Linked DNA regions of Homo sapiens: region 2 is linked to region 1. A link is a contact called in ENCODE Hi-C or POLR2A ChIA-PET data. All regions are on one chromosome and are shown on one strand. The core of a region is the stretch at or near the end of the contact, and the rest is flanking DNA. Distances in the headings are between cores, read along the strand shown. Region 1 overlaps IKZF3 (IKAROS family zinc finger 3). Region 2 has its middle 15 kb from the start of GRB7.

What was found. Hi-C counts contacts between places; a loop is a spot of excess contacts on that map. ChIA-PET counts read pairs that join two places held with the same protein, here RNA polymerase II (POLR2A). Pooled maps may share reads with other maps.
Region 2: a loop to region 1 is called in a map of natural killer cell, with 7 times the contacts of the local background. The contact joins two enhancer-like sites. A Hi-C loop is called at or near these places in 11 of 168 maps with a recorded cell type or tissue (B cell, CD4-positive, alpha-beta T cell, CD4-positive, alpha-beta memory T cell and 5 more), 16 of 37 single-sample maps with no recorded cell type and 16 of 50 pooled maps. POLR2A ChIA-PET finds 5 or more read pairs at or near these places in 21 of 52 experiments (B cell, CD4-positive, alpha-beta T cell, CD4-positive, alpha-beta memory T cell and 14 more).

What each region holds. Positions count from the first base shown.
Region 1 is chr17:39,810,975-39,818,454 of GRCh38, reverse strand. The region is part of intron 3 of IKZF3 (IKAROS family zinc finger 3); the gene reads left to right. Among named protein-coding and RNA genes, the nearest start is that of IKZF3, 50 kb to the left of the region's middle. Within about 2 kb of position 4,642, at least 3 of the 41 ENCODE cell types and tissues checked have a DNase peak (open chromatin) inside an H3K27ac peak, as active enhancers do; they include B cell, CD8-positive, alpha-beta T cell and natural killer cell, where a contact is called at or near this core.
Region 2 is chr17:39,749,519-39,756,998 of GRCh38, reverse strand. No RefSeq gene overlaps it. Among named protein-coding and RNA genes, the nearest start is that of GRB7, 15 kb to the right of the region's middle. RefSeq lists enhancers at 719-1,028, 1,439-1,488 and silencers at 1,979-2,708, 2,849-2,898, 2,939-3,078. Within about 2 kb of position 2,703, at least 35 of the 41 ENCODE cell types and tissues checked have a DNase peak (open chromatin) inside an H3K27ac peak, as active enhancers do; they include B cell, CD8-positive, alpha-beta T cell and natural killer cell, where a contact is called at or near this core.

The DNA of each region.
Region 1 (7,480 bases), core at 3,393-5,892:
TGATCCCAAAATAGGTGAGTTCAGTACAATAAAATATTTTGAGAGAGAGTCAACAATTATGTACCTTTTATTATAGTATAGTGTTGTAATTGTTCTATTTTATTGTTATTGTTACTAATTTCTTACTATGCCAGATTTATAAATTAAAACTTTATCATAGGTATGTATGTATAGGAAAAAACGTAGTATTCAGTCATATACCACATAATGTTTGGGTCAATGATGAACTGCAAAAACAGTGGTGGTCTCATAAGTTAAGACCTATTTTTACTGTATCTTTTCTAAGTTTAGATATACAAATACTTACCATTGTGTTACAGTTGCCTACAGTATTCAGTACAGTAACATGCTGTACCCATAACATGCTGTACAGTCTAAGAGCAATAGGCTGTACCATATACCCGAGGTTTGTAGTAGGCCATACTGTCTAGGTTTGTATAAATACAGTGTGCTCTATAATGTTTGCATAATGATGAAATCACCTGATGATCCACTGCTTAGAATGCATCCCATCATTAAGGAGCATGTGACTGTATATAGGGTTTGGTACCATCTGCAATTTCAGACATCCGCTGGAGGTCTTGGAAAGTATCCTCTGTGAATAAGGGGGGACTACTCTACTGTACTATTAACACTGGCACTTAATCTGGGTCATATATGTTTGGAAAAGGTGGTTACCAGGACCCTGCTTTTATAAAATATATAATATGATCAGTATGTATAAATTATACATGCTAAATTATAAAAGTAATAGAATGTAAAAACAGCATTGCCCGATAGAAGTTATACCTACTGCATAATAAGGTACCACTGCCATATGCAGCACAGGAAAACATTTAAGACTAGAGTTAGGCCCGGTACTGTGACACAAGACTGTAGTCCCAGCTACTCAAGAGGCTGAGGCAGGAGGATCACTTGAGCCCAGGCGTTTGAAGCTGTTGTGCATCATGATTACACCTATGAATAGCCAGTGCACTCCAGCCTGGGCAATATAGCAAGACTCCATCTATAAAAAAAGAAGACTAGAATTAGAATTATACTTTTAAAGGTAATTAGGGGAATTTAGCTACAATGTAATAATTATTTTAAAATGTTAGAGAATTCTATTCTGTTTAAGTTTAATGGCAGCATTTATTTTTTAATGTCATTTGAAAGATTTTAGGAACCAAAGACTTGTCTGGAGTGTTTAAAATTCAGAATAATTGCAATCATGTTTAATGTATATGTTAAAAAATGAAATATCGTGTGCATCTTTATAAGCTTCCAGTTCTTAGAAAATTGTTTTGTAGAAAATTTCACACCCTGATGGAAACACTCACTTTATTTTTTCTCTTGCGGAAAGACAGACTAATTTCTAGGGGAAAAGGCTTTACCCAACTAGAGTAAGTTTGGAAAACAAAACAAAAATACTTGGAAAAAACTTTAAAAAACTATTAATATTGGCCAGGCATGGTGGCTCAGGCCTGTAATCCCAGCACTTTGGGAGGCCCAGGCAGGCAGATCGCCTGAGGTTAGGAGTTCAAGGCCAGCCTGGCCAACATGGTGAAACCCCGTCTCTACTAAAAATACAAAAATTAGCTGGGCGTGGTGGCGCATGCCTGTAATCCCAGCTACTCGGGAGGCTGAGGTGGGAGAATCTTCTGAGCCTGGGAGGCAGAGGTTCCAGCAATGAGCTGAGATCGTGCTCAAGCCTGGGCGACGGAGTGAGACTCTGTCTCAAAAAAACAAAAACAAAACAAACAAAAGTATTAACTTTGAACATAAATACGCTTGCTTGTGATCCCACAGACATTGTGGTAATTTTTTACAGTATATTCCCAGGAGCCTAGTGCAGGTATTGGCAAACTTTTTCTGTAAAGGACCAGATAGTAAATATCTTAGGCTTTGTGGGCTATACAATCTCTGTTGCATCTTCTCAACTCTGCCATTGCAAGGTAAGACAACTGTAGAAGATACATAAATGAATGTGAGTGGCTTTGTACCAATAAAACTTTATTTACAAAAATAGGCAGTGGGTTGGATTTGACCTGCAGGCCATAATTCCCTTACTCCTAACCTAGTGTATACATTTATTGTATGATGAGTTAAGAAAAGATTTGGCACTTGAAAGGAACAGTGTTTGTGTAACCATTTCAAAAGGGCATCAGTGAGGATTCTAATACTATTATTTTAAAAATCAGAAAAATATATATCACTAACAGCTTTTTATCACATGCATGTATAGTTGATATAGCTCTATTTACATAAATTAATTAGACATAAATAAAACCATATGTAGACTAAATGTTGTGTTACCATTTAGTTGGTTTTCTCCTTTATTCCTGAAAATTTAAATCTAACAAGCACTGGCAAATATTTACATCAACTCAAGTTTATTTCCTCCAGGAGGCCTTTTTATACTATCCCACCTTCCACAGTGTGGTCTCAGAGCTGAATTTTTAAGAGTATGTTTAGTTAGTACTTATTTAAACACGTAATTATATTCTGTTCGAAATTGTTTGTGCATGACAAGGTTTCACCCCATTATATCATAAACTTTTTGAAAAAAGAAGCCCTAACCTATATTTACATCTTTCTAAGAATACTTACCTATGAAGTGATATAATCCAACCAGTTTGGAAAGCAGAAGAAATGAAGAAATTCAGAGTTCTTTTTCTAGCCTGCTCATTCACTCTTATGAACAATTATTATTTCTCTTCCTCTTAGTGACCAACTGTAACTATCTTCAGACTGATCTTGAGCCATAGGAAATAACCCAGAGATCCCCAAGTCTTTATTTTTGTTTAGCATCCAATGAGTGCTGGGAATATCACAGCCACTTTACTGAATACAAAAGATTTGGGACCTTCTACTTGGATCTAAAATGTCAGCAAGATACTGTGATGTCAAAAGCAAGAGTTAAAACAATTTTATAAAATATCATGAGAAAGAATATTATTGTTGCTTATATCTTGGCCTATGATCACAGAGCAACTAAAAAATAAAAACCTCTGAGTATCAAGGCTAGAGGGAAGATGTGTTTCATGCTAGTGTACTGAGGGATATTAACTAGGTAGAGATAAGACTCGAGATGGTGGAATGTCATCCCAGCAAGGCAATTGTCATGCACAAACAATTTCAGAGAGAATGTAATTAGGTGCTTAAATTAGTGGAAAAGACATGGCCTTAAGGCCTGAACGACTGAAATAGAACTCTTGCGACTTTTTGTTTCAGTCCTTCTTCCTCTGAAATTGGATTCCCGTCTTTGCCATTTCCCACTTAGAAAATAGAAGGAAAGGTTCTGTCATGAGCATGTATATGTTATGAGGGTATGATGCATTTGCCGATAGTATTTTTTCCTCTTTGAATAGCTGAGGAATAAAAGTTGGGCTACTGACCCCCTGTATTTAACACTCTACTGGCCCCCTATTTTTCAGCAGCCCCCATCATCCACTATCTCTATTTACACAAGCCATTTGTTCTGGAGCTGCTGTAGGGGTAAAAAGTACACACGATACCTCGATACCCATCAACACTAGCTGTTTACCCTGCCTGAGTTGCACATTTACCCTCTGTCTTAGTTTTCCAGGGCTTCCATAATAAATTACCACAAACTGGGTGACAAAACACCAGTTTGTCACAAAGCAACAGAAATTTTTTACTATTCTGGAGGGTAGAAGTTCAAAATTAAGATGTCAGCAGGACCATGGGAAGGGCCTAGGGAAGAGTTCTTTTTTGCCTCTTTCTGGCTTCTGGTGACTTCCAGCAATGCCTGGTGTTCCTTGGTCATGGCAGCATAACTCTAATCTCTGCCTCCATTGTCACGTGGGCTTCATCTCTGTGGGCATCTCCTGTTTCTGTCCTCCTCTAGGGAGACTAGTCATTGGATTTAGGGCCTACCCTAATCCAGTGTGACCTCATCTTAACTAATTACATCTACTATGACGATATTTCCAAATAAAGTCACATTCTGAGGTTCCAGGAGGACATGAATTTAGGAGGGACACTATTCAACACAGTACACCCTTCATCTCCTGGCTCTGTAACTAAATATCAAATAGACCCAATACCCATCATGAAATAGATTTCTTTTTTAATTAATTGTGCAGTGGTGATCAATCGGTGTATGTATTTAATTACTTCCATTCTGTACAAGCTATGGGTCTTGCCTGATTCCAAGAGAAAAGTTGAATTTGATCACTTTTGAAAGGCCTTATATTTTCTCCATTGTGACATCTTGTGCAGTGTAGATGCTTAGATCAAAGATAAGAACTTTAATTAGAAAGCTTGCTGAAAAAAATAATTCTTCTTCCCCTTAGGAGAAATAACTCCCATCTTCAGTAGCTTCCCATGGCATAGTCTCGGTCCCTTTTGAGGTGTACAACTCTTTGGTGCTTAGAAGAAGTACAAACTACTTTGATGCTTCTGAAAGGGGAAAAAAAATTAAGCCACATGTGTGGTTTATGGATGCTAATTACCGCCACATTTAGATGTGTGAAGAAGGGTGGCTGGAGCGAGCTGGGAGAGACCGCGTCAGCCTCGCTTAGGCACTCGCTGAGGCTCCCGCGGTACTGCTTAGTACACGCAAATATATGCTTCAAAAGGAAGTGCCGTTTTTTATCAAAATATTACATCTCTCAAGCCCAGATCAAGACCTGTCACTCATGGGATGCAGGGGTTATCTTACAAAATCAGCAGTGCTGTGCTGCAGAAGTTCACTCACAGGGGATTTCTGTAAGTGCTTACCATGGGCAGAGCTTTACAGCTTGTACTGTGTCAAACGGGTAAGTTCTGTTGATGATAAAACCAAGACATCTCTCCCTGAATCTTTTTTTTTTTTTAATCACGCTGTCACCCAGGCTGGAGTGCAGTGGCACGATCTCGGCTCACTGCAGCCCCAACCTCCCAGGCTCAAGTGATCCTCCCACCCGAGACTCCAGAGTAGCTGTGACTACAGTTGCATGCCACCATGCATGGCTAATTTTTTTTTTTCTGTAGATACGGGGTCTCGCTATGTTGCCCAGGCTAGTCTCAAACTTTTGGACTCAATCAATCCTCCTGCCTTGGCTTCCCAAAGTGCTGGGATTACAGGTGTGAGCCACTGTGCCTGGCCCTTGAAACTTTTTAACAGAAAACATCTCTGGATTTTCTTTTCTTCTTTTTTTTTTTTTTCATAACTAAGCTGCGTAGCACAGCAAACTAAAAGGAATGTGTAGGAAGATATTTGACATCTGCCAAAGAGCCACAGACAGTTGCAATGGTTAACAGAAAAATGGGGCTGCCCACTGTCCTTAGTGGATCCTCTGGAGAGTTTTCTCCCTTCTTTTTGCATTCTTTTTATTTATTTATTTATTTATTTATTTATTTATTTTTTGAGATGGAGTCTTGCCCTGTCGCCCAGGCTGGAGTGCAGTGGTGCGAACTGGGCTCCCTGCAAGCTCCACCTCCCGGGTTCACGCCATTCTTCCACCTCAGCCTCTAAAGTAGCTGGGACTACAGGCGCCCGCCACCACACCCGGCTAATTTTATTTTTGTATTTTTAGTAGACACGGGGTTTCACCGTGTTAGCCAAGATGGTCTTGATCTCCTGACCTCGTGATTTGCCCACCTCGGCCTCCCAAAGTTCTGGGATTACAGGCGTGAGCCACTTCGCCCTGCCTCTTTTTGCATTCTTTGTCTGTTAAGCAGTAGTGTTGGTGCCTCCTTCCAGCTGGATTAAGAGAACGCATGAAACACCCTTATGTGCCTGCTAACTTTCATAGCAGCTTTTCTTGCCAAGTGAGTTCTGCTTCTCAAATAAACTTTGGCACCAGGCACGGTGACCCGAGCCATTGTGTACCTTGGTGCCATTTGATAGCTAGAGGAAGGTACCCTGCTGAGGGATAAATGAGGAGTCCCAGTGGTGTGCCAGAATCAGCTCATAGCTGCTTGTTAAATTTTCAACAATTTTGTATGCTGGCTGACTCCATGATGGTAGCTTGAAATTGGCCATGGTGGAGTATTTATACCACTGAAATCAGCAAATGCCACAAATAAGCCCTTCCCCGATCCTGAGCTGGTTGTTAAGCAATTACCAGAACACCACTGGACTGAAGACTGAACAAAATCCTGTCCTGGCTCATCAGAACTATCAAATTTTTTGTAATTTGTCAGCCCAAAGGGATTTTGGGTTTTGGGTGTTCTGTTTTGTTTTTGTTTTTGTGTTGTAGTTTGCATGAAAGAGAATAGTGTCGGAGACAAGAAGAGTACATGAGCTCTCTCCACAACATAGTAGATGGGATCCCGAAATTTTATCTTGTAAAATATGGGGGTCATATTATTGCAAGTAAATGAAATATAGTAGGTGGTTTTGTGTTTTGTTTTGTTTTTAATATACTGTTACAAAAAGCACAAAGCAATGACAGTGAAGTTTAAACTGGACACAATTGTAAACCTTAAAAGACCCAAATGATCTTGAAGCAATTACTTCCTATCCATTCCCATAAGAACTTTAGCTTGCTCTTGTCTGAGAAGTGGGCAAGGGTAGACAACTGGAGGCAATCAGCAATCCTTTTACATCCAAATTTGTACACATTGTATTGTGGCAGGGTGTTATTGTACTTGATTGTGTCCCAAAGACATGGCAAGAACAGTCTTTTATAGTTGTGTTCTTTTGTGCCAAAGTTCTGGGAATATAGTAAATGCTCAGTGTTTATCCATTTTTCTTTCTGCCTTTCCATCCAACCATCCATTCATCCATTTATCCCCTGCAGTGTTCACAAGTGCTCACTAAATAATTATTGGTTCATTAACTAAAGTGAAGAACAGCATGTGAGTACATTTTGGCATTGGGGTCTTTTATTTTAGTAGTGTTCTTGAAATGCTGGGAAAACTTTCCAAGGATTGCATGGGATAATTTTAAGAGAATCAATTTCCAGGTCCGCAACTTCAGTATATTCTCTGCCCTTCTTCCTAAAACTGATCTGCCTAGAAGACTGCTGCCATTGAGCTTGCTTGCTTTTTCTTTTCTTTCTTCCTTTCTTTCTTTCTTCCTTCCTTCCTTTCCTTCCTTCCTTTTCTTCCTTCCTTTCTTCCTTCCGTCCTTTCTTCCTTCCTTCCTTCCTTCTTTCTTTCCCTTTCTGTCTTTCTTTCCCTTTCTTTCTTTCTTTCTTTCTTTCCTTCTCTCTTTCTCTTTCTCTTTTTTTATTTCCTCCCTTTCTCCCTCTTTTTCTTTCTCTCCCTCTCTTTCTTTCTTTCTTTCAGACAGGGTCTTGCTCTGCTGTCCAGGCTGGAGTGCAGTGGTGTAATCACAGTTCACTGTAGCCTTGACCTCGTGGGCTCAAGCAATACTTCCACCTCAACCTCCTGAGTAACTAGGTCTACAGGCACCCACCACCATGCCCTGCTAATTTTTTAACTTTTTGTAGAGGGGTCTCACTGTGTTGCCCAGGCTGGTCTTGAACTCCTAGACTCAAGTGATCTTCTCGCCTTGGTCTCCCAAATTGCTGAGATTACAGGCATA
Region 2 (7,480 bases), core at 1,454-3,953, 60 kb after region 1:
CTGGCACCAGCGTCCTCTGGCTCCATGATCAGCATCATCTCCCTCCCATCAGCACTCCAAAATGTTCAAACTGGCTGAGGGTCTCCTACAGGTTTCCCAGTCTTGCTCAAGCTGAGGAGGAGAAAGGAATGGCATGGCACCCTGCCTTTGCATTTTAGCACTGAATACATTCAAAAACGGCCCCTCAGTAGCTGGTTTTCAGCCCTGGAGAGAAGATTATATGGCCTTCCCCATCCCCAAATCCCTCCCCAAAGCAGAAGCAGCTCAGGCAGAAGAGAGGGAGACAGGGAGATCCTGACCCCCTTTGCCAGTGAGCAGGACCGGAGGTCCACACTGGCGTTGGGGTTGAATGGACTCCCAGCCTGAGAAGAGTTTTCCTTCCTGATCTTGGGAGCTAATTCAATGCCCTAGAGGGTGGTGGGCCTGGCAGTGGAGGCCACCCCACACCTGCACCCTCCTTCTTCCCCTCCCCCATCACTCAAAACCCCGGACCATTCACTTAGGTTGCTGTGCCCAAACCCTCCACCTGCAGGCAACTGCCACCCGAGGGCAGGCAGGGGGAAAGGACCTAGCTTCCTGCCCTCATCTCCTGTCCCTCAGAATCCAGGGTCTGAGGAAGAGTGGAGGTCACAACTCCAGGAAGACCAGAAACACTGGCCCAAGGGATGGTGGAGGGGCACATTCGGCCCAGGCCACAGTTCGGGCTGTGGAGCATTCCGGGATCAGACAGTTGTTTGCATAAAAGCCAAAAGCCACTGCACCTGGGGTGGGGAGGCCCTCTGGGGAGGTGCTCCCTGGCTTAGGGGAGAGGGGGGAAGGAAGGTGTCATGGAAAGTCCCTGAAGGACACGGGGTGTTGAATTTGCTGTGGTTTTGTTTTTAACTCTGTCTTGACCTGTGAAGTAGGCAGCTGCCTCCCTTCTCCGCAAATAACAGATCTTCCCCCAGAATAACACACATACCCAAGGAAAGGGCTGCAGTGGAAAGGCCTGCGGGTGATGGCAGCTACCCCCCTTCCCCAGGAGTGAGGGGGCAGGAAGCCCCAGAACAGCCTTTCCCATCACCTCGCCTCTCCACCCCAGTACCCTGGCCCCCTGGCCCAGAAGAGCTGCCTAGGCAAATAAACCACAGCACTGGGGGTGGTGGTGGATGGGAACTAGGGGGGCGATGCCACCTCCTCCCCCGGGCTTGTCCTTCCACCGCCCAATCCCCATCCCACCCCCACTGGAATTGCATTCTCAGTGTCTCACTGAGAATGTCTCACTCACAGACCTCAGCTGCCCCGCTAGACTCCTGGGGAGCTGTGTGTCTCTTTGCGTGTGCGTGTCTGTCTCCATGTGTGCCTGTCTCTCTCCTTGCATGTCTGTCTGTGTGTGTCTGTGTATCTGTGTGTGTGCGCGCGTGCACGTGTCTCGTGTGTGTGTGTTTGTGTGTGTTGAGGGAAAGCAGGCTGAGTCAGTGAATCCAGCAAAGCTCTGAAGTCCCAAGCAAAAGACAGTCGCAGACTCCCGCAACTATTTGGAGTCCTGGTTCCAATCCCAGCCCTCTCCCTCTCGGGATGAGCCCAGACACTTGACTTCCCCTTCTGGGCGTTGATTTTCCCCAGAGTCAGGGATCTCTGAAGGGCCTTCCAGCTGGTACTCCTAAGACAGGCCTCAACCTCACTGCACCAGCCGGGCTCCAGGTCTTCCCTCTCTCTCCTCTCCTCACTGGACGCTGGAGCTAGAGTAATAGTGGCCGGGCCCTGACTCTCTCAAGATGTCATTTTCCTAACTGTTCTATCAAATTCCAATCCTGGACCCCAGGGGTAGGGGACAGGATCCCCTCACCTGTGGAATTATAGGAGGCTCGGAATAACGCGCGCTGAGGCTGGGTCTGAACCCCCGGCCCCCGCCCTTTCTCAGGTTCTCCTCTTAATTCTGCGTGGACCCAGACCCCAGATTCCCGGCTAGGGTGCCTGGGAGAGGAAAGGGAGGCCGGCGGAGAGGGGGCAGGGGTGCGGCGCGCGGTGGGAGTGAGGGGGGTGTGAGGGGAGGGGCAGCTGCACTTCTGAGAAACAGCTCGGCGTCTCAGCAGCCCGCAGCCTAACCCCCTGCCTGCGGCTTCACAGCTCCCTCCTCCCGCCGCCCACGCCGCTCGGGGCCTCTCCGGGGGTCGGCAGCCCCGGCGGAGACGGTGTCTGCTGGGGAGGAGCGGCAGCTCGGGGGACAGCAAAGTGGAACCCATGGGGGGTGGGAGTGGACATGGAGGAAAGCGTGGGTCGCGTGACACCCCAGGAGTGAAAGGCCTCCCCTCATCGGGGTCCCGAGCGCCGGATCTCGGCGTGCCCGCGTGTTCCCCCGCTGCCCCCGCGCTGTCCTATCACAGCCCGAGCAGGATCCAGAAGTGAAACTGCCCGGGTCACAGCCCAGCGCCGCTGCTGCACCCCGCCCCGCCCTTCCGGGCACTGCCGCTGCGCAGGATCTCCCGGCGCTCGGGCGCCTGCGGGGAGGAAACGGGGGAGGGGCAGGGGAAGTGCCCCCGCGGGCATCTGCAGCGCGCGGCCGCTCTCCTCCGGGGTGCCCGCGCGTAACCGGGGTGGGAACCTCGAGAGACAGGAGCCCCGGAGGCCTGGCCGCGGCGACCGCACTTCCCGCGACGGCCGCTGGGTGTCACTGCAGCCGCGCGGCTGAATCGGCTCGGCGCCTGCGGGAGTGGGGGACGGTGGGACGCCGGGACTAGGCCGTCGCGCTGCACGCCAGTCTCGCCTGCCCGCGCCTGGAGGCTCCGCGACGCTGGGATGCGGCGCCCACACCTTCCTCCACCCGCCTGGCCAAGGAAGCACCTCCCGCCTCGCCCACAGACTCGCAGCGAGGCCCGGACTAAGCAACGCCCCGGGGCGACCGGCTCGTTGCTGCGGCGCCACGCAAGCCACGAAACCGATGGCGCGTCCCCTCGTGGGGCCGAGTTCAAAGAGCCGCGACCCCGACGCGCGCCCCCTGGCGAAGCCGGCGGCCTTCCCTCCGCAGAGGCACGAGGGGCCGCCACGACGGAGGGTGGCTCGGTGGAGCCTGGCGCCCGTCGGCCCCGGCGCGCGCATGCGACTTGGGTGGTGGCGGAAGGGCGGGCGGCGGGGCAGATCGCCTCAGGCACCGGCCCAGAACGGCTGAGAGACGGGTCCCCCGTGTATCCTCCCCTACCCCAACCTGGCCTGACAAGTGTGGGATCCAGCCTTACCCAGCCACCCCCTGGCCCCAACACTAAGTTCCTCCAGTAGATGTGTGGGGCAGGGTGCCTCAGCCTGGGAGGAAGGAACCCTCCCTTGGGAGGCCAAAGCGGGAGGATCACTTGAGGTCAGGAGTTTGAGATCAGTCTGGCCAACATGGCAAAACCCCGTCTACTAAAAATACAAAAATTAGCTGGGCGTGGTGGCGCACGCCTGTAATCCCAAACTACTCAAGAGGCTGAGGCAGGAAAATCGCTTGAACCCAGGGGGTGGAGGTTGCAGTGAGCTGAGATCAGCCACTGCACTCCAGCCTGGGCAACAGAGTGAGACTGTAAAAAAAAAAAAAGAGAGAGCGAGAGAGAGATCCCTGGAATCTTTTGGGAAATTGGGGTAGTGCCAGTAGGAATGCCCTGGAGGACAGGACTCAGGGCATGGGAGTTGGGCAGGTGAATGCGGATGACCGTGCCTGTTGGTCACAGCTGTGTGAGGGTGCGGGTGGCCCGTTCCATCCCTGCTTACAGCTTCCCCTCCAACTCCAAGGTCACAGGGCCCAGTTCCACTACCCAGACCCTAAGGAGATCCACGTGGTTGTCCTGAGGGGGTGGTTTCTGCCTTCCAATCTCCCTCAGTCTGCCCCAAACCACCCTAAAATAAACCTAATCCAAGTAAGAACAAAGTGCTTACAACAAAAATGCAGCTCCAGGCCCGGCGCGGTGGCTCACACCTGTAATCCCAGCACTTTGGGAGGCTGAGGCGGGCGGATCACATGAAGTCGGGAGTTCGAGACGAGCTTCACCAACGTGGATAAACCCCATCTCTACTAAAAATACAAAATTGCTGGGCGTGGTGGTGCATGTCTGTAATCCCAGCTACTTGGGAGGCTGAGGCAGGAGAATTGCTTGAACCCAGGAGGTGGAGGTTGCGGTAAACCGAGATCACACCATTGCACTCCAGCCTGGGCCACAGAGCGAAACTTGTCTCAAAAAAAACACAAAAACAAAAAAAGCGAAACAAAAAAAACTCCAGCTAAACAGCCCCCCCAGGTGCCCATCAAAGAAAAACTTGCCCCTTCCTTGGGGTAGATGCAGCCGTGTGAGAGGGTGTCAGATGACATCATAACTCAACCCACATGGGATTGAATTTCAGGCCTCATCCCCATTTCCCCACACCGCCCCTTCTTGTATGGTGAACTTCGAGAACGCTTGTGGAGCAGCCTCAGCCCGCCCTCCCCACACCCCAGGATCGCCCACACCCCCAGGCTCTGGAGTCCAGTCTGCAACATCCAACTCCCCCAGGATCTAACTCCTTCTTTTCTCTCCTCCCCCAACTCAACTGAGAGCTCAGAGTCGTTTGTCCTAATTGCCACTGCATACTCCCCCTCAAGTCCCAAAGCTGAGGTTCTGCCAACAGCACAGGACAGGAAAGCAGTCTGCAGACGCCCCACCACTGTGCGAGTTGGACCAAGCCCTGACCTCTCTGGGCCCTCTTTCTATCTGTTGGACCAGATCAGTACTTCACTGGTTCAAGCCTTTTTCCTGAATATACCATAAGGCTCAAGTTCCAGATAGAAAGGCAATGCATCCCCCATCACCACCCCAACCTGCCCCTCAAGCCCCTGCCAGAACCCTTGGGCTCTGGGAAGGAGTTAGAAAACTGCTTATGTGGATAGTTTGGAAGAAAGAATCCTTCCAAGTGGCTTTGGGCTCCCCTGTCTGTGTCCTGTCCTTCCTCTCTTCATCCCTCATCAGGGTGCCTGGCACTGGGGCCCAAGGAAGGAGCCAGGCAGGGTCCCTGACCTGATGTTGAACCCTTGGGCCTGTCCACCACCCGTGAACTTGGATGTTGCAGAACTGGCCAGGGCTTTGTCTGGATGCCCCGCCCAGGGAGGTGGGCTCCCCTGGAATCATGCCCACCCCCATCCCAGAGTCCAGAGCGTTGGCAGCAGTCCTCCCTCCCCTCCACACTTGAGCAGGCAGGGAGGCCAACATTGTAGCCACACCCTCCACAGAACCCCTACCCTAAAGGCCCATGGTGCTGCCAAGGATAGCAATGTGCCCTGGCACCCGGCTCCCACCGGCCACGCTGGTCCCGGGAAGCTGGAACGTGTGATGCATGGCAGGCAGCACTTCGCGTCAGCTCCCCAGATGTGGGCCCTGTCACCCTCTCTCAGTACTGGGTCCTCCTCTGCATGGAAAGATGATGAGGAATTTCCCCTTTGCCCTCAAGTTTTTTTCTGAAATGTTTTTAATAAGTACGTATAATTTTAGAATGAAACCCAATAAATCAATTTTGAAAAGACAGTATCTGAGGTCCCAGCCCCCACCCTCTCCCCCAGAGAAGCCCCTGCTTCCCCTCCCACCAGCCCAGATTTTCTCAGAACCACAAGCCTCCCCGATCTAGCACTGCAGCCGTCCTTGGCAGTCCTTTCTGCTGTCTGACCACTGTAGGTCATGCTGCAGTCTCTGAGGTAGAGCAGCATCCTTCCCACATCCTCAGAGCTGGGGGATCTTACCCAGGGGTTCCACTGTGAGCTGGCCCTGAGAGGGTCCCTGTGCCCCCAAACTCTTAGCAGCTACGTCTCCAAAAAGCCAGAAATCTCAGACACTCACCAAGAATGGGCTGCTGCTGGTCTCAGGTGGCCAGATCAGGGCCAAATGCTGCCCCCTCTAAGGGCTCTCGGCAGCCTAGGTCCCTCACTGTGGCCAGCACTGAGAAGGGAGGGGGCAGAGAACAAAGGCTAGAGCAGGGCAGGGCTGCATTTCACCACCTGTCCAGTGGGCTGAGTCTGGCCTCTGTCCCGAACTCCCTCTGCGACCCCTGTCGCAGGTGAGTCCCTGTCTTTCCCTGAGCCTCAGTTTCCCATTTGTAAAGTGGGAAGGACATCTGTCTCACAGTCTCCAATTAGCTGATTGACAGAGAGGCTTTGTCTCTGCCCAGTGCCTCAGGCTGTGAAGGGACACTGGGTCCTCTTTTTTTACAGTCTGAACCCCTGGACATGCTGAAGAGGTGACTCATCTTGACCCCTTTACTCTCACTCCAGCCTGGAACTCTGGCACCCACACCTCGGAGGTGGCCCTGGGCACCCATGGCCAGCCACACAGCTGACACTGCCCTGTTCGGTGCTCGAGCCACAGCCTGTGGTGGGGATGGCTCTGGGAACCGTGGCAGGTGGCAGGCAGCAGGTTGCACTGGGTCCTGCCTCCAGTCCTGCTAAAAAGAAGCAAAATCTGCCACCCTTCCTGCCCTTGGGCTGCAGTAAGTTCTTCCAGCAGATTCCCAGGAGGTCCCAGGCTGGGGTGTGCATGAGACCTCTCTGCCCACCTCTGTCTGCTGGACCTGGTCCCAGCTTCCCAGCCTGGAGTTAGCCAAGGATGGGGGTGCCTTGGTCGGGAGTGGCTGCCAGGGCTGCCAGACCCAGCCCAGGGGCTGATTGCAGAGGCTGCACAGTCTCAAGGTCACCTCAGGACAACCCTCCAGGCCAGAGACCAAGGCTGCAGGGAAGGGAGGGGCTCTCTAAGGGAGGACCCCAGTAGGCCACTATTGCTGTCACTGTGGCTGAGGAATGCCACCTGGACGTCAGCCAGACAGGGGAAGCAGAACATGCCCAGACCTGGTCCTCAGACCTGGGTTGGAATCTTGGCTCTCCCACTGTGATCTGGGGCCAGGCTGCCCACTGGGCCGTCAGTTTCCTCACCTACAAAACAGCGTCTCACCACCTCCTGCCCAGTCAGTCCCAAAGATTTGAGAAGGGGCTCTCCATTAAAATATATCAATATATAATAGAATATCCAAGCATATACAAAGGTGGAGAGGATAATTTAACAAATCCCCACATAGCCAGTACCTGTCACCAAGCTTCAACCAATATCAACAGCCAGTGTCAACTCATGGCCACACCATGACTATGCCCACACCCTCTCCTTTAACCTCTGGATTTCATTTTTTTCTTTTTATTTTTTGAGACAAGGTCATGTTCTGTGGCCCAGGCTGGAGTGCAGAGATGCAATCATGGCTCACACCAGCCTTGACTTCCTGGGCTCAAACGATCCTTTCACCCCAGCCTCCCAGGTAGCTGGGACCACAGATGCATGTCACCACACCTGGCTAATTTTTTATTTTTTATTTTTGTAGAGAGGGCCTCACTATGTTGCCCAGGCTGGTCTCAAACTCCTCCCACCTCAGCTCCCAAAGTACTGGGATTACAGGCATGACCCACTGTGCCTGGCCACCTCTGGGTTATTTTAAAAACAAAGCTTCAGCATTACTCAATATACCC